2 separate regions of the Homo sapiens genome follow, and region 2 is linked to region 1. The links are chromatin loops, found by intact Hi-C in ENCODE. Cell type or tissue: psoas muscle. All regions are shown on one strand. Links, peaks and the distances in the headings refer to the core of each region. The heading gives the core; the rest is flanking DNA. Region 1 has its middle 20 kb from the start of LINC01335. Region 2 overlaps LINC01331 (long intergenic non-protein coding RNA 1331).

Region 1 (11,748 bases), core at 1,909-9,908:
TCTTTCTAAAACCACACGGAAGATCTGAACCCTAATTCTTCTTAGTTTGGCAAAATTTAAAAGTAGAGTCAGTTGGAACTTTGGTCTCACAAGGTTTCTTGCATTGTCATCAGGCGTTGGATTGCCAAGCTTCCATGTGAGCCATCACCCACAGGTTTCCGTATCACATCTGCACTAGTATTTGAAGAAAGCAAAGGACATGTGGGCTATCTCATCAGTTCGTGGTTGCCCTGAATTGCAGCACCCCAGACTGAAAGTTAAAAATGCTTCTGACTCAGCAACCCTACAGAACATACGCATTTGGCTTGTAGGACCAAAGTGGCTTTATGGGTGAAGAGCCCTAGCAGAACATTTCAGTGGGTATCGGAAGATGATTCTTCCATGTATACTGAATTGACCTCATAGAAAATTTTGCTTGTCAGTTACATATAGTGCTATTTCAAAGACCTTTTCAAGATTTCAGATATATATCTTTATTGATTTTATTGTTGTTATTGTTACTCTGAGATTTGGATAATAATTCTTCATAAAGTAAACCAGAGAACAGGCCTAAAGAATGCCACTGTCACATTGGCATTCAGATGGTAAGAACTCCATAGAAAAGCATTATGACCAGATCCTAACAATGTTAATGAGAGATGCTACTCCTGCCTGACAGACAGCAGGTGGCATTTGTTAAGAGAAGTTCAGGAATTCTACCTCGGTCAAATTGGCTAAAGGGGAAGAGGAACTTTGGGCTCACATATTCCACTAATTTGTAGAAAAGAAAGACCCCTTGTGATGCTTTCCCTGAAGCCAGTCTGAGGTAGACACCCTCTACTGACCTCCCACAGGGTGGATGGACCAAGGGAGGAGTTGGAAGAGCTCCAAGGAATGGACCTCATGGCTCACCAAGCCAGCCTTAGCATTAACATTTGTGTAGTATTTACCAGTTCACGAAGTCCTCCGCATACACTATCTTTGCAGCTGCTAGGGTCTGTGACTGTGTCTGTCTACACATGAGCAAGGAGAGGTTGAAGGAGGTCACAGTGGCTGTAGAACACATGTGATTAGGCTATTAGCTATTGGGGGCAGGTGTCCACCTGGATCACAGGTCTTCTGATTCCACATCTGTGCTGCTTTTTGTTTCCCTTCTGAAGTATTACCAGTTCACAGAGAAACTTTGGAAAGCACAGAACAATATGAAGAAAAGGGGAGAATTTCACACCATTACCATTCAGAAGCAGGCACTATTTACATTTTGCTGCGTTTTTGATACTTATATTTACCTATCTTCATCGGAAAAAAAATTGCAAAGTACAAGTATGTATGAAGGTGAAATCTGAGTCACACAGAAATAAATGTACATTTCTTTCCATTATTTTTTCCTAATCATGTTTTAAAACCAATATAAATGATTATATAGTATTCCCCTGCCTATATTCTTTGTTTATGAAAAGATTCTACTAACTACACAGACCAGCAAGGCTTCCTAAGGCCTTTCCAGCCTCTGGATCTAAAGTGGTATTGACAGCACCAACCCAAAGAGTGCTCGTGTGTGACACGAGATCCCTGCCTTCTTCAAACCCCAATGATATTTTTGAGACCTCCCACCATATCTCATGCTTGTTCTCAATCCTCACCCACTTTTCTCTCTCAGCTGCTGTCACCTGGTTTCCACCACCTGAAAAACCTCTTGAGGATTGTGTTCTAACTGCCACTCCTCCCTCCCTGAGACCTCAAGGTCCTGACTGGTTCTCTTCCATACTCTGTGTCCCACCCTGGGGAAAGCTTTAAGCAGACATGAGGAGAGGTTGCTCTTTTGCACTCTCTCAGATGTATTCAGATACCATGTGTCTCCTAGGATAGCACTCCTCAAACATCAATGTGCACACAAGTCATCTGGGATCATGTTAAAATGCAGATCCAGAATCATGAAGTCCTGGGTGGGTCTACTCACTCCCAGGTGATGCTTGTGCTGGTGGTCCCAGCAACGCACATTGAGTAACAAAGCCCTAAACTTCCTCCGGGAAAATCACCTCTCTTCTTAGGCCCATGAGGTCTGCCCATGGACCAGGTGGGTACCACTTTGTCTTCCCCACCCAGGTTTTCTCCTTTTTCCTTTATCTTTCCCTCATTCAAATAAACTTATACAGATAGATGCCAGCAGGCCACACACTCCTTCAATTTGCCCAGCAAACCCTGACATTTCTAAATAGCTCCTATGCCACCCTGCTTCCTGATGCTCTGTTCCTCATCCTCTCCCCTCTGTCTGTTCTATCGTCTCTTCCTAAACCCTCGATAACCGTAAGCATCATGGACAGAATACTTTTGTTATCTTTTTGTCCAGTTCCTGTCCCTCACCAGACACTCATCTTCATAGGCTTCATCAGGCATATTCATGAAGCCTTAGCTTTACCCCAGAAGTTGTCACCTGACTCAAGGCAGCTTTCTCACTCAAAAGGATTATGTGACTAGCTCTTAGACTAATTAATCTTCCAGCAGGAAAAAATACCACTGCAATAAACATTTTCATGCATAAGCATTGTCTGCATCTGAATATTTCTTCTTTAAGACAGATTCCTAGAGCTGCAACTCCTGGATCAAAAGATACGGAAACACTGGACCTCTTTATACCCATCATCTTTCCATTCTTTTCCCATGAGGCCACACTGCCTAATACGGGCTCTTCGTGGCTTAATTTGAGAGGCTTTGAAAATGGAAAGATACTTCCTGCTCCCAAATAGCTCCCAAACCAGCTCTTTCATGATGACTGAAATTGACCCTACCCTACCTTGGTTATAAGCACAGCTATGTTGTAAAAATACAAAAGCTACCGTTAGCCAGGTTGGTAAATAGACTAATCCACGGAGAGACATTAATGCTTTAACTCAGAGCTTTCCTTCAATTTAGGAACCCCTCACTGAGCCCTGAGTGCCAGAAAGCATGGCACTTTATTGTTTTTTTTTGGGGGGGGGGGTTGAGGATATAAAGATGAGAAACAGTATGAAAGGGGGAAAATGTGAAACATAGGTCTTGTCCCCCAGCCCCCAAACCTCCCCACCCTACTTTGTAGGAAGCAAGGGACTGGGAGAACAGAGTAGCCAGGGACAGCTGAGAGTGTCATCCTATAATGAGGAGGACAGAGAGGCCCATAGCCCACCTGAACCCCACCACCACCCCCCCACAATTCTGCCTTTTCCAGACAAGTGGTGGTTGAAGCTTCTATAGCTGTCTTCACCCATAAACTATAACTCTACACTCCCTGGCCCTAATGCTTCCCATACACAGGGGGCTGTGCCAGGGAGGTGGCACAGGCACTTCCAGAACTCTCCAGACGCTTTGGGAATCATCCCACATAGAACCACTTGTTCCCATGTTGCTTCACAGGAAGCCCAGGGTCTCCATTCGAGGCAGCCCTGCACAGTCACAATGAGCACTCGTGGTTCATCAAAAGCAAATTGTGCAAAGGAGGGCACACAAAAGAACAATTAATACAATTTATGGAATCAAAGTGGCATCAGGAGCTGTACATTTTATACAGCCTGCTCACTAAAAGAGAAAAACAATGAGCCTCTGACAGGGAGCCACTCCCTCAAGGCTGGCCACGGTGGATCCCACAGTCTATTATCTCAGCACCTCATTTCCAATTCGAATGGATGCCACCTGTCTTGTTTTGGCCTGCAATGGATGGTGTTTTCTGGTTTAAAAAGCAGGAAGAAAAAGACTCATGTTGTGCTTTTTATTTAGCCAGGGTAGCATCTGTTCTTATCCACAACAGGACTGCTGGCTAAAGGACATATGCCAGGATTTTTCTTTTTTTCAGTGATGATTTTTTGAAATCCCCCAAAAAGTTCCTATTACAGCCTTTTGACAGATTATCTTTAACTAACAGCCCCAGTCCCCTGGCTGGAAGAATTGGCATTTGCAGGCTTGGTACATACCTATCCCCACGCTGTGGGTTGGTGTCATCAACTAATTGATCAATTGTTTGCATGAAGTCTGGGGACCTGGGATTTTTCACAAGTGATTTCAGTTCCCACATGTGAAAAGGTAGCTGCCAGCAAAATTCTATCTGAAACTTTCACTATAATTTATTTTGTTAGGTGCATTTAAAAAAAAAACACATAAGCCATCAGTAGCTTAGTTGGCATGCCATTGGTTCAAAAAATCAGTCTTTAATTCAGCAAAGATTGATCAAGGAGATACTACGTGCAAAGCACCTCCTAGTCCATGAGGTAGATGAACTGGAGTAGTGTTAAATAAATGGAAGATTCTAGAACCACATGACATTAAAGGAACACTGGACAACAAATCTGCCCATCTCACATCCTTCTTTTCCTGGCATCTTAGAAAGACAATCTTCCAGAGTTAATAGCCAAGGATGAAGTAAGAGAGGCCCCTTTCACTTCTCAGCAACTCCATTACATCATGGTGGCATCTGAATGATTGAAGGCTGTGCAGCCTTCTTTTCTGACATATGCCAGGGAGACAGATGTTAAACTTGTCTGTTGATTGACTTGGTAAGATGAGTCTCTCAACCTGGTCTTAAGAAAAAGGTAATAGCTTGGTGTCACAGGGTATGCTGCTTAGAGAAATAGGAGTCAAATCTGTGCCAGACTTTTCTCAGAGACACTAGAACACCAGGCTTTCCAGAACAGTAACAACTGCAGCAGAAGCAAAAGGGTAACAATCGTAACTGCCATAAACGGAACACCAGCTGTGTGTCAGGCATGCAGATACTATCTCCATTTTGTAGATGAGAAAGTCAAGGCTCAGAGAGATTAAGTAATTTGCTCAAGGTCACAAAGTCAGTTACTGTGATAGTTAAAAGCACAAGTTTTGGCCAAAGACTGACTTGGGTTGAAAACCAAATGATTAACTATTAATCACTTAATGATAAAGTTATTAATCATTAATTAATGAATCTCTCTGCTGCTTAATCTCCATCGAATCTCTCTCTGCTGCTTAATCTCCATCTGCCACCTTGTTAGAATGGATCTAACACCAGTTTTGATGTTTGACTGCTGACAGCCTGTAAGACTCACTCCTCCCTCTTCTTCCACCCCCAGCCCCCATCTTGACAAGCTGATTAGAAAGCCTGGGTACTTTCTCTTTGGTATGGGCTGGAATTTTAAACCATGTATGAGAACCCTCACCCTGCCATATTAGTCTCCTTTCCTTGCTCTCTTAAGCTATTATTGAACCTGCTTAGGGGCTGCCATGCTCTTCCCAGAAAGCCTCGTTATGTGAGTTAAGCCTTTCATACCCTCTTGGCATATGTGTGGCATCATCAGTTTCAATATCCAAACCAAATGGGGTCCATCCTGTTTCTTCAGGATAAAGACACTCTGAACGCATTGATCCTCTAATCTGCCTATGCCCTGGGATTGATCTGCAAAGCATCATCACTCTCTCTTGCCCTCTGGCTTCCCATTGGGTTTAGTCAACAAGAAGCACAGATAGATCAGAGGGAGGAGGAGACAAAGGTTGAGGCATTTCTTCTGCGCTTCTCCCTGACTTGGTACACGTTTCCGGCTGTTGCAGCATCCCTGTATGTCAGCTCCCACCAGGCAGCCCCCTGACCCCCCGCAACATGCCACCACTCACTCTTCCCTTCGGTTGTCCCTCCAGCACTAGGGGTGGTAACAGTGTGCCAAGGCTGCAGTCTCTGGGTGCCTCAACATCCATTGCTGGTTCCCTTATCCCTGCCCCACCTCTACAAGGAGTCATCTCTTTAAAGTTTCCTTATTGGAATCATCTGAATTCAATTATTTCCTCCCAGTACCCTGACCGATACACTAAGCCTCAGTCCCCTCACTTGTAAAATAGAGATGACTAATACTATTTGATAATAAGTCATAGGATTGTTGTAATAATTAAGATAATTCAGGCAAGCATTTAGTATACTACCTATATGTGCAATGTAAACTCTCCGTGTCTCTTCTTTAGTAAAATGAGGGTAATGATACCTATTATAAAGATTATTCTGAGAATCAGATCAAATTTAGGAAAATCAGCTAAGACAGACATATTACTATTGTTATTATTATAACTTACAACAGCAATAATAATAATGAACAGTGACCCTGGAATTAAAAATCCAGGTCTCTCTGTTTGTAAAGTTCATGCTTTTCCCACCAGACTACACTTTCTTCTTTAGAGAAAAGAGGTCAGACATCCCCCAGCCTGTCTTGGAAATATCATATTTAGACTGTTACATGAATTAAATCATTCCTTATTTCTTACTTAAACAAAGCTTCTCCAGCTCAACAGATTTGTCAGTTAAATGGGAGCTCGCCAAAAGAACAAAGTGTACTGTTTTCCTTTTAACATCTCAATGCCAGACATGATTCCATGTCTTTCACCCACCAGGGACTTTCCGGAACATCATCTCATAAGACAGCCAATGAGAATTCAATATAAATCACTGTAATTAGTATTCAAATGATAGGTGTTTGTCACAAGTCCATTATCAGAAACCAAATATTCATTAGGCAATAGACATGACCTTTAGAGCTTCTAAACATTTGTGACCACGGCTCAAGATGCTCCCCATCTGCCAATGCTCACAGAGGCAGCTCATAGGAGAGAGAAAATTCTGTAATCTTTAAAAATAGCCAGGAAATGTGATTCCCAGACAGAAAGATTTCCAGGTCATGGTGACACAAATAATACACTATGTGTATACAGGATGAGGATGAACTATAGAAGGAGATAGAAAAGCTGTGGAATATTGTAAGGATTTGGGTGATGATAGAAATAACCTAAGTTTGAGAGATCATCCTTCTCTGAAGGCTCCTCCACCCACCTTCCTCAACATTTTTCCTACGAACTGTCTTCTTTTCTCCCAGTGGTGCAGAAAGCAGTGAATTACAAAGTCAGTGTTCTGGGGAAGCTACCAACTTGGGAGAAGGGTTCCATTATCCAAATAATCGAAAATTATCATAGCTCCAGGGCATAACCTCTTAACAGATGAATCATGGACAGGAACCTGGCTCTGGGTATGTTGACAGCAAGGTGTAAGGAAGAACATACGGGCTTCAAAGCAGAAAAACCCAGGTTCAGGTTCTGACTCTGCTACTTTCTAGCTGTGAACCCTTGAACACATCACTCGGCCTCTGTGACTCTTCTGTAGTAAAATGAGGGTAGTGACACCTATTATAAAGGTTATTCTGAGAATTGGATCAAATTTAGGAAAATCATCTGGCACAGATATAGTATATCTTTAATCAACATAAGAGCTATTGTTGCCTTGGCCTCTAAGTACATAACTCAAACAGAGCTACCATATGAGTAGGCTCCATGGGAAATTATACCTTTAATACACCAGAGCACTAACATGGGAGTCACAGGACCAGGATTCTGGCCTAATGTTGCCAATAAATTGCTATGTCATCTTGGGCAAGTCACAGCATTTCCGTTGAGCTAAATAGCTCAAGGGGGCCCTTGAGCTATTTTTAAAATCTTGGAGAGTCCAGTGGGGAGCACCTAATTATTGGAGCTGAGGCTGCACCAGCTCTGCCCTTGCTTTTGGAAGAAATTATCTCATAGTCTCATGATATTCTGATTATTTTACTTCAATCTGTCTGGCATTCTAATTGGCAGCTGCATATGACTTTACCTAACAAAAGTGAAAATTATCAATGAACTACTGAAAAAGTTTAGGGTTTTAATAGAAAGATCTGACAAAATATATGGGAGAGATTTTAAAAAGAGATCCCTGGTGATGCAAAGTCTCAGAACCATCTCCCAAGGTACTAATTGGCTCTACCATATTCTATTTCTAGCATCCTCCTTAAAGATCCTGATTCTCCAGAATTTTCTCCCGTAAGAGGAGATTTAAAAATGTTTCAACTCATTATTCCCCTGCCTCTTCTCACCACACAAATGCTGTTACTAGTCATGTGACACTGACCACAGGCCGCCAATCTTCATACAGTGGCCTCTTTCTGGCCATTGATCGTCTAAGATGAACAGAATATTAAATATTAACTTATTCTTTCCAAAATAATTATGGAGTCTATACTCTGGGCAAGGTCTTGTTCTAGATAATGGAATATAGCAGTGAACAAAACAGACAAATTCTCTGCCCTTGTGGAGTTTGTATTCTACTAGGGAAAGATAGACAATAAACCAAATCATCAAAGAAATATATAAAGGTAGTGATAAGTGCTCTGAAGGAAAAAACAGGCTGGCTAAGGGAACAGGGATGATGCATCAGGAAAGGCTGCAGAGAGAAGGTTAAAACTGAGCAGGTACTTGAGGGTGAGAGATCAATGTTATTGGTGTCTGGGGAAGAGGCACCAGGTGGAGCATTGAGCCAGAGGTGGACATGAGGAGCCATTAGCCACCATGGCTAGAGAGGAGCAAGCCAGACAGTGAGTGAGGGACTAAGGGCACAGATCCCATAGGTCCTTGTGGACTATGGGCAAGACTGTGAGTTTTATTCCAAGTATGTGACAGGAAACCGCTGGAGAAGGGATGGGAAGTTTTACAAAGGAGCTGCCACAGTAATAAAAATCAGCAAACTCTGCTGTCTTTGTGTCCCTGGATTGGAATGAAACTTGTTCCCCATTTTAAACAGAAGCCTCTACCATGCTTGAAACTCTAGTGCTGCTCTTTAACCCTGGCAATAACTCAAAGTAATTCAATGGAAGACCCATTTTTAGTGTAAAGGTTAAAATGACAGCAAAGACTATTGCAGGCAAATGCAAAACCCTTCACTAAATCACATAGATTTTTAAACTAGAATAGGATCTATAACTCACAGCTCACCTATTTCTCCATCCAGGCGTGCCTAGGTATGCTAGCATTTGTGTGTTGGCTGGAATAAAGCTTTTTTTGCTCAGAAAAAAGACGGGGGATGTGTTCATTTAACAACAAAATCTCATTTTTTTCTGCCTGCCTGCTTAGGACAAAGATCTGGGGTTCCTTTCTTAATCTACAAAGTCTACTCTTTAAGGTCTGATTGGGGACCCCAAATTTGAATTGTCAGCCATATAACTCCTATTAAAAGCTCACATAAAAGAATATATTTAAGAGGGTTTTCAGCGTTTTCCATCAAATCGTTCCCAGGGTCAGCAGAGAATATATTTATCACAACATCTATAGGTATAGCCTGAAGTGACCTGATGAAAAAAGAAATTTTTTCAAAGAGATTTCATCATAAAAATATTCTTGGCTGGGCACGGTGGCTCCTGCCTGTAATCCCAACACTTTGGGAGGCCAAGGCAGGCAGATCACCTGAGGTCAAGAGTTCCAGACCAAAACGGCCAACATGATGAAACCCCAGCTCTACTAAAAATATAAAAATTAGCTGAGTGCAGCAGCATGCACCTGTAGTCCCAGCTACTCAGGAGTCTGAGGCAGGAGGATTGCCTGAACCTGGGAGGCGAAGGTTGCAGTGAGCCAAGATCGTGCCACTGCACTTCAGCCTGGGTGACAGGGCAAGACTCCATCTCAAAATAATAATAATAAATTTATATATATAGATATATATATATTTGTGTGTGTATATATATATACATATCTCCTCTTGATTGTTTGTTATATACCATACATCATAATCTATCCATGTTTATTTTAACATGTAGAATTTTAAAATACCAGTTAAAATGCTCAACATTTTCTCTCCTTCGTTTCTTATATTTGAGCAAGATGAGCATCCTTGATTGTGCCCTATGTTGATCATGTGGCTTTGGGTCCTCCCTGGCATCCAGGCTAGGTACTCAGGAAGAAATGCCACCAGTCAGCCAGTTAATCCTTCGAATCAAACCACCAAAGACCTACATAGCCAAACTGTACTACTAAATTCTCTTTAGAATCCCTTCACATCATTATGACTTCAGATCATGTTCAGTGTTTTTATTAAGAGCCACTGTGAGAAACAGCCACATTTATAGCTAGTTGTTACCATGCCCATCATAGAATAACCCATGCAATAAATTGCTCTCAGCACTCAGGACATTTCTCTTTGTGAAACAGCATGCTTTTTAAAAACAAGAACTCGTGAATATAGCATTTTTGTTTTGTTTTGTTTTGTTTGCTTTAACTGATAGGAAACTTGGAGATATTTTCATCCAATATTAGTAGCATTCAGCAGTCTACATTTCTGATATATCATTCAGAAAACACTGACAGAGCTCCTTCTCCATCCAGGTCCTGGGCTAGTCTGGAAAGAGGGGCACTTGTAATGTGCAAGCTGTTTCTTCTTACTTTTCACTAGGGTAAACTAAATGGCCTCTAACGATCTCCTCTAGCTCAATGTTTCTATTTTCTTTCCTTAAGAAAAAAAAAATGGAGCTTACAGACTTAGAGGATCTTATTGTGGAGTATGTGTCCCCAGGCACCTGCATTCCGTACTCTGCTTCCCAGAGGAACTATGCCAAATTTTTATTAGTTACATGATGAATTTTTTTGAAGTTCATGATATGTCATTTGCCATTTTAAAACAAATGCCTACTTTAAGATGCCAAAGGTGTGTGGAGTCTGAAGATGTGAAAGTATGTTTTGACGCTGCCTCTGCAAGCTCAGATTTTGGCTGCAAAGACCCTCCTGTATAAACCGTGGTGCAGGCTGGAACACAAGACCCAGAAATACTTTAGCCAAGTTCCAAGTATTTGCTTCTAAATATTTAAGAAGCCAACTCTCAGATGCCTCCAAGGAGGCAAATACCAGTGAGCTATTGCTAGCTCCTGGGGCAAATGAGGGCAGCCTTGGTCCAGTGCCTTTTAGATTTGATGTGGGACACATGGCTTTGCAGCATTCGTACAAACCTTCTTCCTCTGTTTCCCACCACCTCAACATCCACCTCATATGAGATCCAGCCACGTAAGCCAAGCAGTTCTCACACCAACAAGACTCCCTGGGAAGAAATCAGCCATTCTCAGTTCCCAAACACAGAGGAGTGCTCCAACCACTGGGAAAGGTTTATAGAACACTTGAATACCCATGCCGTCACACCCACACTGTTAAATACACGCATACCTGCATTTTCACTAGACAATGCCTATTGCTTCAAAAATTCCAGAATCCTGTCATATCACGTGGATGATTTAAAAGCAGTGTTATTAAATTAACTTCTAATTAATTGGCTCTCAGTGTTGCCAAGCCAGATTGCTAGAGGCTGAGTCCCTTTGTTATATGATGTGCTTATTACCAAAGCCAACTCTAACAAAGTATAAACATCTATAAACACAATCTTGAGAAGGCCAGGGACTAGCATGTAACCATTTCTAATCCACGTTTCTGTATTTGCACCAGTTTATGCCACAGGCTAAGGGTGGGATTAAATTTACACATGAAGGCAAGTTGGGAAAATCGGTTTCCCAAGAATTTATAATGCTTTTAAACATAGAGGTCATTCCATAAATATCAGCTGATTGAGAATGTTTCTCAATGTGTACATTCTAATATTTATTGATCCTGGGCAGCCTAATAATCCTGCCAACCGAAACTATTTGGGTCTAGTCTCAGGCCCAGCTGAGTTTTAAGACCAGCTCAAGCCTTAGATTGAGAAAACAGAACCATATCTGGCTTAATGTGGCTTGTGGTTCAGGAACTTATCATTCTTGTTGCTACCTTTCTTCAGACACATCTATTCTATTTAGTATAATTCCATTCGTCTCTTGTTCCAACCCAGTCAACCTCCTAGCTCATTCATCTCACCACCCATCTTTCATTAATCCCCTCTAGTCTCAGAGAAAGGGTCCCTGCTTCTTTTTAAAGTTGGTTTCAACCTGAAGCCTCACCCTGCCACCCACCTCT
Region 2 (11,748 bases), core at 2,027-10,026, 82 kb after region 1:
AGTGATTCCCCTTGCTATGAGTCTGTGTCTCCTGCTAATGTGGACTTCATGGGATAGTGGGCAGGGTGAAGGGCAAAGGGCCTGTTTGGCCTCCCTCTGGAGGGGCTGATTTCTTTATAATATGCAGACACTTACTGCCCACCGCATTCTGCTTTGGGGCTTTAGCCAAAATCCAGAGACCTCCATTTCCCTCGGGGGACAGAATGGACACATAGTTCTAACACGACAAGGATTTCAACCGGGGAGGAGTGTTTCACACGCCCACATTTTAACACCATGAGGAGGGAGAGAGTGAGCGTGCGGTTCACATATGGGCAACTTTAAAAGCAGGCACTATCGTGTGACAAGACTAAACTTAGGGAAACGTGTCTGCAGTGACACAGGGAGAAGACACCAAATTCCCACTGGGGAAGCTCCACGAAGACTTTGGAAGAGAATGTTCATCTGGATCCACTTTTACACTCACAGGAACCTGCTCTTTCTCAAACTTGGCCATTTTGTGAAATGGCTTGGACTTGGACAGCACGGTGCCATCCAAGGCCCTGATGGCAGGAGGCCACTTCCCTTATACCACTGAACTACTTCTGGGTTGGCAGCAGCTACTGTCCCCACCCAGAGTGCCTTCCTTTTGTCTTAGCAGTTGTGAGGCGTGAGGAAGCACTGTCACCTGCCAGGCGCCCAACCTCTCCCGCCTCCACTCAGCATGTTGGGGACCACCTGGCCTGAAGCTATGAGTGGGCTAAGCCCTGCTCTGGTCTCTGGCCAAGAGGGAGTTGAGGAACTTAGGTCTTATGCATCAACACAGAGGAGTGCATAGAGAAAACAGGACCTAATTTGGAATTGGAAGCTCTGAATTTAAGTTCTGATTCAGCTGCTTCTTAGTTGTAAGCTTTTCAGACATCAGTGGATTTTCTGGGCTTTATCTGGAAATTGGAGTTTCTTCATCTGGAAATTGGAGACATTAAGAACATCTGCTTTCCCACCTCAGTGAGGAATGGAATGAACTACTACGGTATCATTTGGAAGCTGTGAATTCTGAATTGTTAGAGTTATGAGTCTTGGCTTTGAATAGGAACACTGTGGTCTTTGTTTATGGTTTATTAATGTCGACTCTCTAGAACCATGGCTCTGCCTACACTGGTAGGCCAAATAGTAACAATAATGGCAACAACAACCTCTTGAAGAAGAAAAAGTCTAAAATAATATAATCAGAATAGCTCAGTATTTGTTGAGAAGCTTCTATGTGCTAGAACTAGGCTGCGTGCTCAGATTTGCCTCACTTAATACTTAACCACACCTCATGAGAATCACTATCACACCTGGTCTCTGTCCCTGCATACCAGCCTGATGCATGGGCTGAATGAGCCTGGATATCTGAATACTAATACATTCCACCTCCTGTTGGGATACCTTGCACTCTCATTTGGAACCTTCTCAATGTTAGCCAACTGGACCTTCTTGAATTTTTACATACTCACAAGATGCCCTGCTGGATGGGGCTTTCTCCAAACATAAGCAAGCACTAGGGTCTGACCTTGGGTTTATTCATCCCAATGCAGCCCAGGTGTTCATACCTGTTCCCAGTGATCCCAGCACCAAGTGGGCCATAAGAACTGGGTTCTGCATGGTTCCAGTTATTGATGAATAACAAATCTTGGTAACTACCAGCCTAGTGATAGTGGCTTCAAACCACAGCAATCATTTTATTATCTTTCATATTTTGTTTGGATCAGGAATTTGGGAAGCTACTGGGTGGCTGTGGCTTGGGGGTCTGTCATGCAGTTGAAGTCAGTTGGTGGTGGGAGCTGAAACAGTGGGGAAGCTGACAAACTGGGGACTGGCCAGATATCTCTCTTCATGCAGTCTCAGGGCTTCTCCATGTGGCTGTTCCATATGGACTAGTTGGGCTTCCTCCCAGCATGGCAATCTCAGAGAAGTCGAGCTGCATACATGGCATCTCAGGGCTTTGGCATGAACATTCCAGTGAGTAAGGTAGAAACCATGGTACCATTTTTGACCCAGTCTTAGAAGACATATAGCATGACTTCTTCCACAGTCACAAACATGTCAAGATGCAAAGGGAAGGAACATAGATTCCACCTCTCCATGAGAGGAGTGTTAAAGTTACAGTGTAAAATAAGCATGTGAGATGGGAGATATTACTGCAGCCATCTTTGGAAAGTACAATCTGTCATAGCTACTAGAGAAGAGGGTCTACTGGGAAATAAGACAGACTCAGCCCCTAGATGCCACAAAAGCATCTGATCCTAATGTTCACACTCTGCCCCCATGAGGAGGGCTTAGATTTTTCACCGTCTTCTCATGTGGGCCTTGGTTTCCCATCATCTTTTCAGTTTCTCATTGAAACCCTAGCCCTAGCCTTTGAAAATTCAGGCTTCCTCCCCTAGACCATGGCAGCTCTTCCCATCCTAGCTGGACCCCATTCCTGAGGATTGCCGACTGACCACAGTGGACACATTGTGGCCCTAATCTATACCTGGCAAATGCCACTGAGAAGAACACCTGCCACTCCCACTTCTGCCCCTCTAGTACCCTCCTGCAATGACCATCCCAACCCACACTGAATTCAAATTCACTAAGTTGCCTATTTATTTTACCCATTTGTATGACTCCATTGATGACATCCAATGTGGGTTTCACCAAAGCAGCTGGCTGAAACTCCAGAGTGTGCAATATCATGACACTTAAGCAGGACACTTCAAGGTATGGGCCAAGACAGGACTCAGCTCTGCAATTTACTAGCAATATAAATTTTAGACAAGTCACATGACACTCTGAATTCTTGTGATATGAGGATAAGAGATAAGAGTACTTTGCTGTGTGGTATTTATCTGCAGGCTCCAGCAAGGTGCATATGAAAATGAGTTGAAGACATGTATCATGAAGACCATGTAATTATTATTACAATTGCCACCTAACATTGCTTCTCTATTCTCTTGCCCTGTCTACAGGGAAAGACAGTGTACCCTTCAGCTAAAATATGTCCATTCCCTCTTGGCCAGCCTGCTCAAAGCCCAACAGGCTGTCTGTTCATTTTTCTCTATCACACTCGTGCAGCAGGAGATTGGTGCAGTGAATGCCATCCTGGTCCCACCTCCTCTGCCCTCACTCTCACAGGCATGCTGTGGGCAATCTCAGCCTCTTTCCAGATACCCTGTTAATGCCACCCTAAAATTGGATGATCTAAGTGGTTGGTCCCAAAGACCAGTCCCACATGCGTGGACACACCCAGGCTGTGCTCCTTGAGTGAGCAGAGAGGCCTACAGCTGGGCCTCCCCTAGCACTGTGTGTTCACCCTGTCCTGCATTCCTGGGATACAGGAGGGAACCGGGTGCATGAGGACAGGCCAAGGCACCAAAGTGACAGCAATCAGCTGTGGATAAAAGAGCACAGTCCTGGACAAGCACCTCATTCCTCTCCCACAAGACTCAGACCATTCCAGGACAAATTCCCAAGGATGTTGCATTATCCGCCTGTCTGGACAAAGTCTGGCAGGAAGAAAACCTTTCAACGGTTCCAGCTTGATGTTTCTGGGCTCTGGGCTTTTTTCCTTACTCTGATCTTTCCCACACAAGAAAAAGGAGCTGCTGGCCCAGCTCTGAAGATCTGGCCCATTTGTGATGCAAAGCAGCTTATTTCTAACTGCAGAAGTGCCAATAGTGCTGGAGGGGGCTGACTGAGGAAAAGGATGATAGAATTGTTTATCTTTCAAGGAAACCTAGAGGGTACAAACAGTCAAAAGATTAGCCTGGGTAGCTTTACTGCCAGGGATGGGTGGCACGATGGGAACCTGCCTCCCAATTCTGCCATGAATCAAGGCCTAAAACTTTTACAGGCATTTCTCTTTACTCCTCAAAGTAGCTTCAGGGCGAAAAAGAGTGACAGTTTAATCTCTCTATCCTCACCAATTTTTATTTCCTCCTCCTGAACTACCCCCTCACCCACACTCCCAACATAAAAAATCCATCTGGTGTCACCAAGGGCCAAGCAAGGTCCATGAACAACTGTTGGAGGCTGATGTAGCCAGTGTGGGCTTGGGAGGAGCCTTGGGAGAATTGTCCTAGACTGGCCAATGGTGGGGCAATGGTGGGCGTGCTGGAGTGGAGGGACTGGGGGAGGGAGAAAAACAGAAAGCGATCCAGGACACATGAACGGGCCTGGAATAATGAGAAGGGAATGTGGCTAACAAAAATAGCCAAAGTACACAAGAAGAGAGAAAGGGAAGAGCCGCCCTCAGAGGAAAGAGAACAGAGAAGGAAAAGAAGATGGAGGAAAAGGAGGAGGAGGAGGCAGGGGGAGAAGAAAGTGCTAGAAATGAGGAGAGAGTAAAAACAAGGCAGAGAGGTTTGGAATGAGAGGAGTTAAAAGAGTGTGACAGTAAAAGAAGCAGGAAGAAAGGAAGGGAGAAATCACCAAATTATAAATGGGTTGTGCCCTAAAGACTTTTTTCACAATAGGTAAGTTTAAAACTAAAACCCATCTCCATCCAAGACACTGACTCCCATGCTGACGAAGTTCCTAATGTGACCTGCAAAGTGGGCCAACTTGCACGGCTCCAAGAGCGAGCACCTCCTGACACTTTGTACCTAGGCACCTCTCTGGCCTCAGCCTAGTCCTGACCCAGATATAAAATCTCAGGGCTCTCAACCCTGCCTGCACATTAGGATTTCCAGGGAAACTGGTTTTGTTTTTGGTTTGTTTGTTTTTTTCCAGACAGAGTCTCACTCTGTCACCCAGGCTGGAGTGTAGTGGCATGATAACGGCTCACTGCAATCTCTTCCTCATGGGTTGAAGCAATTCTCCTGCCTCAGCCTCCCAAGCAGCTGGGACTACAGGTGTGTGCCACTGTGCCAAGCTAATTTTTGTATTTTTAGTAGAGACAGGGTTTCACCATGTTGCCCAGGCCGGTCTCGAACTCCTGACCTCAGGCCATCCACCTGCCTCGTCCTGTCAAAGCGCTAGGATTACAGACATGAGCCGCCGCGCATGGCCAAGGGAAACTTAAAAAGTACGCATGCCTGGGTTCTTGCTTAGATTAGTTTAATCAGAACCTCTGCTGGAGGAACACATGCAGGGTTTTAAAGCACATCCAGGTGATTTTAATGCACAGCCAGAATTAAAAATCACTAATAGAACTTACACCGTAGCGTTCAGCTCTTGGGGGGGTTAGTGGGCTTTTGGCCCTCGTGAATAATATTGTTTCTAAAGGGAAATGTGTTTAGGTTTTAATTCCAGATGCCAGGCACTAACCAGCCCCCACACCCTGTATCCCACCCACCCACGTCTGCAACACTTACTTTGTCAATGGAAGTGGGGGCCACAATAGCTGGTCGAGCTTCCCCCTCCACCCTGAGTTCCAATGGGAGGCCCCCATTCCGTTCCCAGTGTGGCCAGGGCCATCCAGTCATGTGTGGGAAACTTGAGTGTTTCCAAGTCAGGGAGTTCTTACTCAAGTTTGGTTAAAGCTGAAAGAAAAGAGAAAAACAAAATGTGTCAACATGAGTCTCACTTGAATAAAAAATAAACATACAAAAAGTAAAAGAAACAACGTATCAACAATAAATGCCAGAGATGGAGGCTCTATAAGAAATGGCAGAACCTTCAAGTTAACAAACAGGGCCGGGCACTGTGGCTCACGCCTGTAATCCCAACACTTTGGGAGGCTGAAGTGAGCGGATCATGAGATCAAGAAATCAAGACCATTCTGGCCAACATGGTGAAACCTCGTCTCTACTGAAACTACAAAAATTAGCCAGGCACGGTGGCGCGTGCCGATAATCCGGTAGTCCCAGCTACTCGGGAGGCTGAGGCAGGAGAATCACTTGAACCCGGGAGACGGAGGTTGCAGTGAGCCGAAATGGCACCACTGCACTCCAGCCTCCATGGAGATAGAGCAAGACTCCGTCTCAAAAAACAAACAAACAAACAAACAAACAGGAAGACACATGCCTGGAAATGAAGTTGAAATGTGGCTTAACAATTCCATACTAGGAAATCTGCTGTGTCAAGACATCAAGAAAACTGGTTTTTAAAGCTGTGTTAACTTGTGTTAGAGCTGCCAGACATAGGGAGATCATTCCAATCAAACCAATACACAGCCATTTCTCCTGGGGATAAAGGGACAAGATGGAGCTTGAGCACTAAACATTTGAGAAACTCTGCAACATGTGGGGCCACTGAAGACTCCACGCAAACCTCTGCTGCCCGCATGCCCCACCCACGAGCCGGCAACTTAAGGGTTAGGTCCCACTTCCTACGGATTCTGTGGAGATATGCACATGGGAAGCAGGATGCTGCCTGTGAACAACACCCAGGGAGACAGTTGGCAGCAGCACAAAGCTTCGTGAAATCCTTGAAGCCAACAAGACAGATCAGAACAGGCCAGAGGGTACAGCCAAAAACCTGTTGTTTCCTCACTTCTTCCAGCATCACACAATATAAAATCAATCAAATAACTGAATTACACCAGCCACAGCCTAGTGAGGATTATGTAAACGGAGCCATTGTCTGGTGGCAAGGCAGCCTCCCCTGAATTCCCCTCTGAAGAGACTCTCTGGCCAGCAAATGGGGGGCCAGGGCCCTGGTGCCCAGCTGGTGGGCCCTGGGCCTGCACAGAATAGAATCGCAGCTCATCTTTGCTGAGTAGGTTTCTCCTACCATGAGGGTGGCTGCTCCATGAGGGGCAGCCAGGTGGAAGAAGTCTGCACATCAGCCACCCTCTCTTACTCTAATTAGTAACAGGACAACTCAGTTGTGCCTAAATTATTTGAATTCCTTTGTAAATGGGGCTCCATAGTTACCAAGATCAGAGATCTTTGCACATTCCTTCAGAATAAGGGGTTCATAGAGGGGGCCCGGAGGAGCAAGAAAGATGGCAGCCCAGCCAGGGGAGAACTGGGGCATGCTCCAGGATACAGGATGGCCATAGCAACACCCTAGGCAAAGCAGCAGCTCCAGAGATCTGATCTTGTCCCTCAACAGCATGTGCTGTTCCTCCCATAATGGCAAGTCAGCCATTCTCTGTTCAGATGCTAAGGCCTCTTCAACAAATGCATCCATCTCATGGCTTCTGCCTTCTCACAGCTTCCGTTTCTTGTGCCATCTACTTGCTTGTCTCCTCTCTACGTGCCTCTTAGCTTATGCACATCTCTAAAATCTGGCATATTTGAATGACACTTAGTGACACTAAGACAGAGAGACTGATTAGTTCCATTAATTACTACTCTCTATGGACCTCTCTTATTGGACAGAAATCTCACTGCAGCCTCTCACTGGCTGCCTTTTGAGTCAGGCACCATCCTCTGGTCCAGACTGCTAAGGTCAGAATAGAACAGGGTCATCGTGAAAAGCATGGTACCCCATGCATAAGGAATGGCCCGTGGCTTTGTTCAGGCAAAACACCTTGTACAGGACAATCTCAGCCTCCCTTGCTGTGTGACCCAGCTTTCCTTTTGTGAGTTTAAGACATGCACACTCCTGGACAAGACACTAAAGCTATCATGAGCAGTGCACAGGAAAGCAGTGCATTACTAGAAGAGAAAGAAGTCAAGGGGCTTCTAGTGCCAAATATCAAGGATTCTGGATTCTCATATGATAAAGTTGAAAATTACTGCAGTGAGGTTGAATCAGGTGCAAAGGGAAGAATAGACTGTTAGAGAAGGGTAACTAACAGTTATCCAGTGCTGGCTCTGGGTCAGGCCGTGACCCGGGAGTTAAGCACTCAACCAGCATTAACCACTACACGTACCTCATGACATTCTGACGTCACCTGGGGCGGACTGGCAAACCTGTTTGTTGGCTGACTTCAAAGGACTTCCAACCCATTCTCCCTTAACCACTATCACAGAAGCTGAAAAAGACTTTTCCAACTTCCCACAGGTGAGGAGTCTTGTGGTCCTGTTCTGGCCAATAAAATACAATGGGAAGTCATGTGGGAGTTTGGGAAAAGTTGTTCCTTTTCAGAGAAAAGGAAGAAGCAGCCCTAGAACATAGACCCTTTCCCCATGCATATACTTGAAAAAAAATCCTGCTATCACCTCCCACTCCCACCCCCTGCTTTCTGATGGGAATGAAGACTTAATACCTGGAGAGGCTGGTGCCTTTTTATAAGATGAGGCAACAAACATGAAGATGAAATTAAAGATGGTGAAGTCATCAAAAAGAGCGTGGGTTCCTGTGGAGCAGCTGAATCAACAAATCAACAGCAGCTGCATATCCAAACTGATACAAGTAATATCACTATCCCCATCTTTTATATAAGAAAAATGAGGCCACGGGTGGGTAAGCAACTGGTCGAAGATCTCTTAGTTCAAAACCAAGCCTGTTGATTCCAGAGACCAATCCATCATGATATGCTCCTCTCCAGACAGAAGAAACCTTAGAATTGAAAACTTCTTATTTAGAAGGACCCCTAAGACCCTGTAGCCCAATTCCTTCCAATTAAGAGATAAGGCGCACAGTGGTTAAGTGCTGGGCCCAAGTCTATTGGCTTTCCCCTCCTGAAGCTGAATCCTGACACTCATCCAGTGTTCTTTACATTACTCCATGCTTTCTCTCCCGGGAAAAATAAGAGACTATAATTCCTGTACAGTACCATGGTGGCTTCTACATTGCCTTAGCTAAGGATTTGTCATCTTGATTCATTTTGGGCCTCTGACACCACAGAAACCAAGACAGAAGTAAGGACAATAGTATTGTATTTCAGAAAGTTATCGTGTTGGCCACATTACACTTCAATGTTTTTAGACTATATTAAGCCAAGATATTTTATACCAGAAAATGTTACCTGAGAAGGAGTATTATTAGTGGCTTTTGCAATATTCACTCCAGGAGCCTCTGCAGCACAATCCCCGGAGGGAGAACAGTATTGCATTTGAAAAGCAATGGCAGACGCCATCCCTGAGGCAATTTCTATTATTAAGCTGCTCAAAAATAAATAAATAAATAAACCAAACAAAACTCTCCAATTTTCTAAAGAACTCAAGAAAATGAAAAGGTCTTTTTACACACATTTGCCACCTTCCCATAGTTTGTTGGCCATGATGAAGACTTTGGTTTTGAAAACCCAACTCTAAACATCTTTTTTCTTCCACACTCTGGCTCCTTTTCAAGCATCTCTTAACTCTCCCCAAAAGCTGCCATCATCCTATGATTGATGCATTTCTGGAGATTCAGCTGAACTTGTCTGTTCACATTATCCAGCTGTTCAGTGCCTGTGGTTTTCACTAATGGTAGTTACATTTGATCATTCCCTTCTTGCCCCTAAACTTTCTGGCAATGCTCAAGAAAAATGTGGAATGCAACTAGTACTGAGGGCCCTGCAAATTTAGCAAAGTTTAGGATAGGAAAACATTTTGCATTTGCAATAATATAGGATTCAAGAGAAAACGAGAAGACTCATTCATTTATTTGTTCCACCAATAAATGTTGAGGACCTGTTGTATGTCAAGCTCTCTGCTCAGCACTCTAGATGATTTATTCCATTTAACAATGCTGCAAACTTAGAAGTTAAGCACTACTATTGCACTCAGTTTAATCAGGAAATTAGGGCTTAGCAAAATAGAATAGCTTAACCAATGTAAAATGTGATGGGGGACTTCAAAAAACTTACAATCTAGAAGGGGAGGTAGCAGGTAGTACACACACACACACACACACACACACACACACACAAACTCCAACACAAAGCAGAATGTATTCAATAGATGATCCAGTTTCAGAGCTCAGAGAAAGAAGATATTGCATTCAGGCCTCACGGAAAAGATTGCATTTAATGGGGTTCTAGAAGATGATTAAGATTACTGCAAAGAGAAATAAAAGAGAAGCAGATCCCAGCACAGTAGAAGGAATGACGTAAGTAGAAGGGTGGTGGCAGGGAAATGTAGAACATGCTTGTGAATGGAGGATAAGCCAGTTGAGTAAGAGCAAAGGGTACAGGAATAGAGTAAAGGTGTTAGGACTGGTAACGTAGGTTGGGTACAGGTCATGAGGTACCTAGAATGTCTATGTTAACCTGGAACTTATTAGAATCACAAAGAGGAGCCACTGAGCAGTTTTAGGAACCCATGATACTGTCCCACGGCAGTAAAAAGAGTGTGTTTAACAGTAATACGAAGCATGGAAAAGGAGGCAAGGCTGGTGATTGCCAGTCCAGGCAGCCAGCAACCACATGACACCATGGCAAACAGTGAAGGCCTGAGCCACGGTGGAAGTGGTGGGGATGGAAAGAAGACCACGGACACAAGACCCATGGCAAAAAGACCTGGCAATGGATAAGTGGGTGAATGAGGTGTCAAGAAATGATCAGATGCTGATGGTGCCACTAATGCACATCCAGACAAAGCTCAGTGTCTGGGAGTAAACTGTCAAACAAAAAAATATCAGTGTGAAGAACTTCCAGTTTACAATGACACCTGGCTAGCAGTCCATGACTCAACCTCTCTCAATTTCCCAGTAAATATACATACATTCCCCACTACATGTTTTAAAGAATGAAATTCAAAATTAGCGTGAATACAAATTGCCAAAATGTGGAGAAACATTTTCACCAACTCCAAGACAGCAGAAGGTGGATTCAGAGAAACAGTGAGTGGCCAAGCTACAGGTGTTCTCCTGAAGCAGGGAAACCCACACATGGCAAAGAAAGTGAGATGGCCTCTGGTCCTTCCCCTGTCTGCCCTGTCTCAAAGGCCTAGGTCAGTGCTGAACAGTAAGTTCTATTGTGCAAGTGCTTATTTCTAAGGTACCAGAGTAAAACACCAATCACCTGTTCTCCACCGCATCCTCTCCCACTAACCCCACCCCACTCACATTTTCTATTGCATCTGTGAACTGAAAGCAACGAGCAGGAAGTTGTCGGGGTCTAGAATCATGCTCTACATCCTAGTGGATGTAGCCCTCATATTGAAGCTACATAAGCAAGAAAAAAGACTCTAAGATATCCAACAGCAGTGTGTGCCGGGCTTCTAAATTTCCACCAACTCCCTCAGTTCAAAGTGTCAAAGAATCAAGCAAGAGAGTGAGATCTTATTTCTCTACAGCAGAGCCACAAAATCTGTGTGTTGGCAAACACTGAATGCAGAGGGAACTTGTCTAATCTAAGGATTAGTAAACACCAAACTAAATAGAGGGCCTATGAAAAAAGTATGAAACCTCAGGGGAAAGGGAACAATATCCCAGAGATCAAGAAGATGAACACACCTTTGAAAATGATTTGCTATCAAAAAAAAGAGAAAATGGTATGAAATATTTTTATTATTTTCAGTAGGATCTAAGAAGATATGGCCTCTCTGAAACAGGAGCAGAAAGCCAAAAAGCTGAACTGAAAGAACGCAATGAGATGAAAAGACAACGCCATGGAATGTAAAGACAATAAACCCAGGTGAAAAGGAAGCTGGGTGAGATAAGGAGGCTGAAATTACAATATGAGAAATGAAGTCAGCCCTGAGGGCAGTAAAACAGACCTTGGGAAATCTAACCAGTAATGTGCAGAATGGAGTTGAACAGAAGATAAAAGGGGGAGGGAGGTCCAAAAAAATGTGTTATTTTTTAAGGCAAATGGGAAGATGATATATGTAGAGCACAAAGAAAGGAAATTCAATCTGCAAATAATAGGTGTTACCAAAGACAGAACCAAAACACAGTAGGACCAGAGCAATGATCACAGATATAATTTGAATGCAGTAGACATAAACTTCTATAAGAAATCTACTTAATTTTTCTGTCTCA

What was found. Peaks named below come from ENCODE experiments on the same cell type or tissue, not always from the same donor. Only the 100,000 strongest peaks of a DNase experiment are listed, where the experiment ranks them.
Region 2: a loop joins it to region 1, with 2.2 times the contacts of the local background. A loop is called at or near these places in 2 of 110 quality-filtered maps.

What each region holds. Positions count from the first base shown.
Region 1 is chr5:74,282,473-74,294,220 of GRCh38, forward strand. No RefSeq gene overlaps it. Among named protein-coding and RNA genes, the nearest start is that of LINC01335, 20 kb to the right of the region's middle. In psoas muscle, for the core only: no CTCF peak of the experiment used is centred there; a DNase peak (open chromatin) is centred at 6,529; H3K27ac peaks cover 4,706 bases.
Region 2 is chr5:74,364,036-74,375,783 of GRCh38, forward strand. LINC01331 (long intergenic non-protein coding RNA 1331) reads right to left here. Exons shown (of 4, transcript NR_197436.1): 3 at 5,319-5,486. Among named protein-coding and RNA genes, the nearest start is that of LINC01333, 48 kb to the left of the region's middle. In psoas muscle, for the core only: no CTCF peak of the experiment used is centred there; DNase peaks (open chromatin) are centred at 3,286, 4,086 and 6,326; H3K27ac peaks cover 874 bases.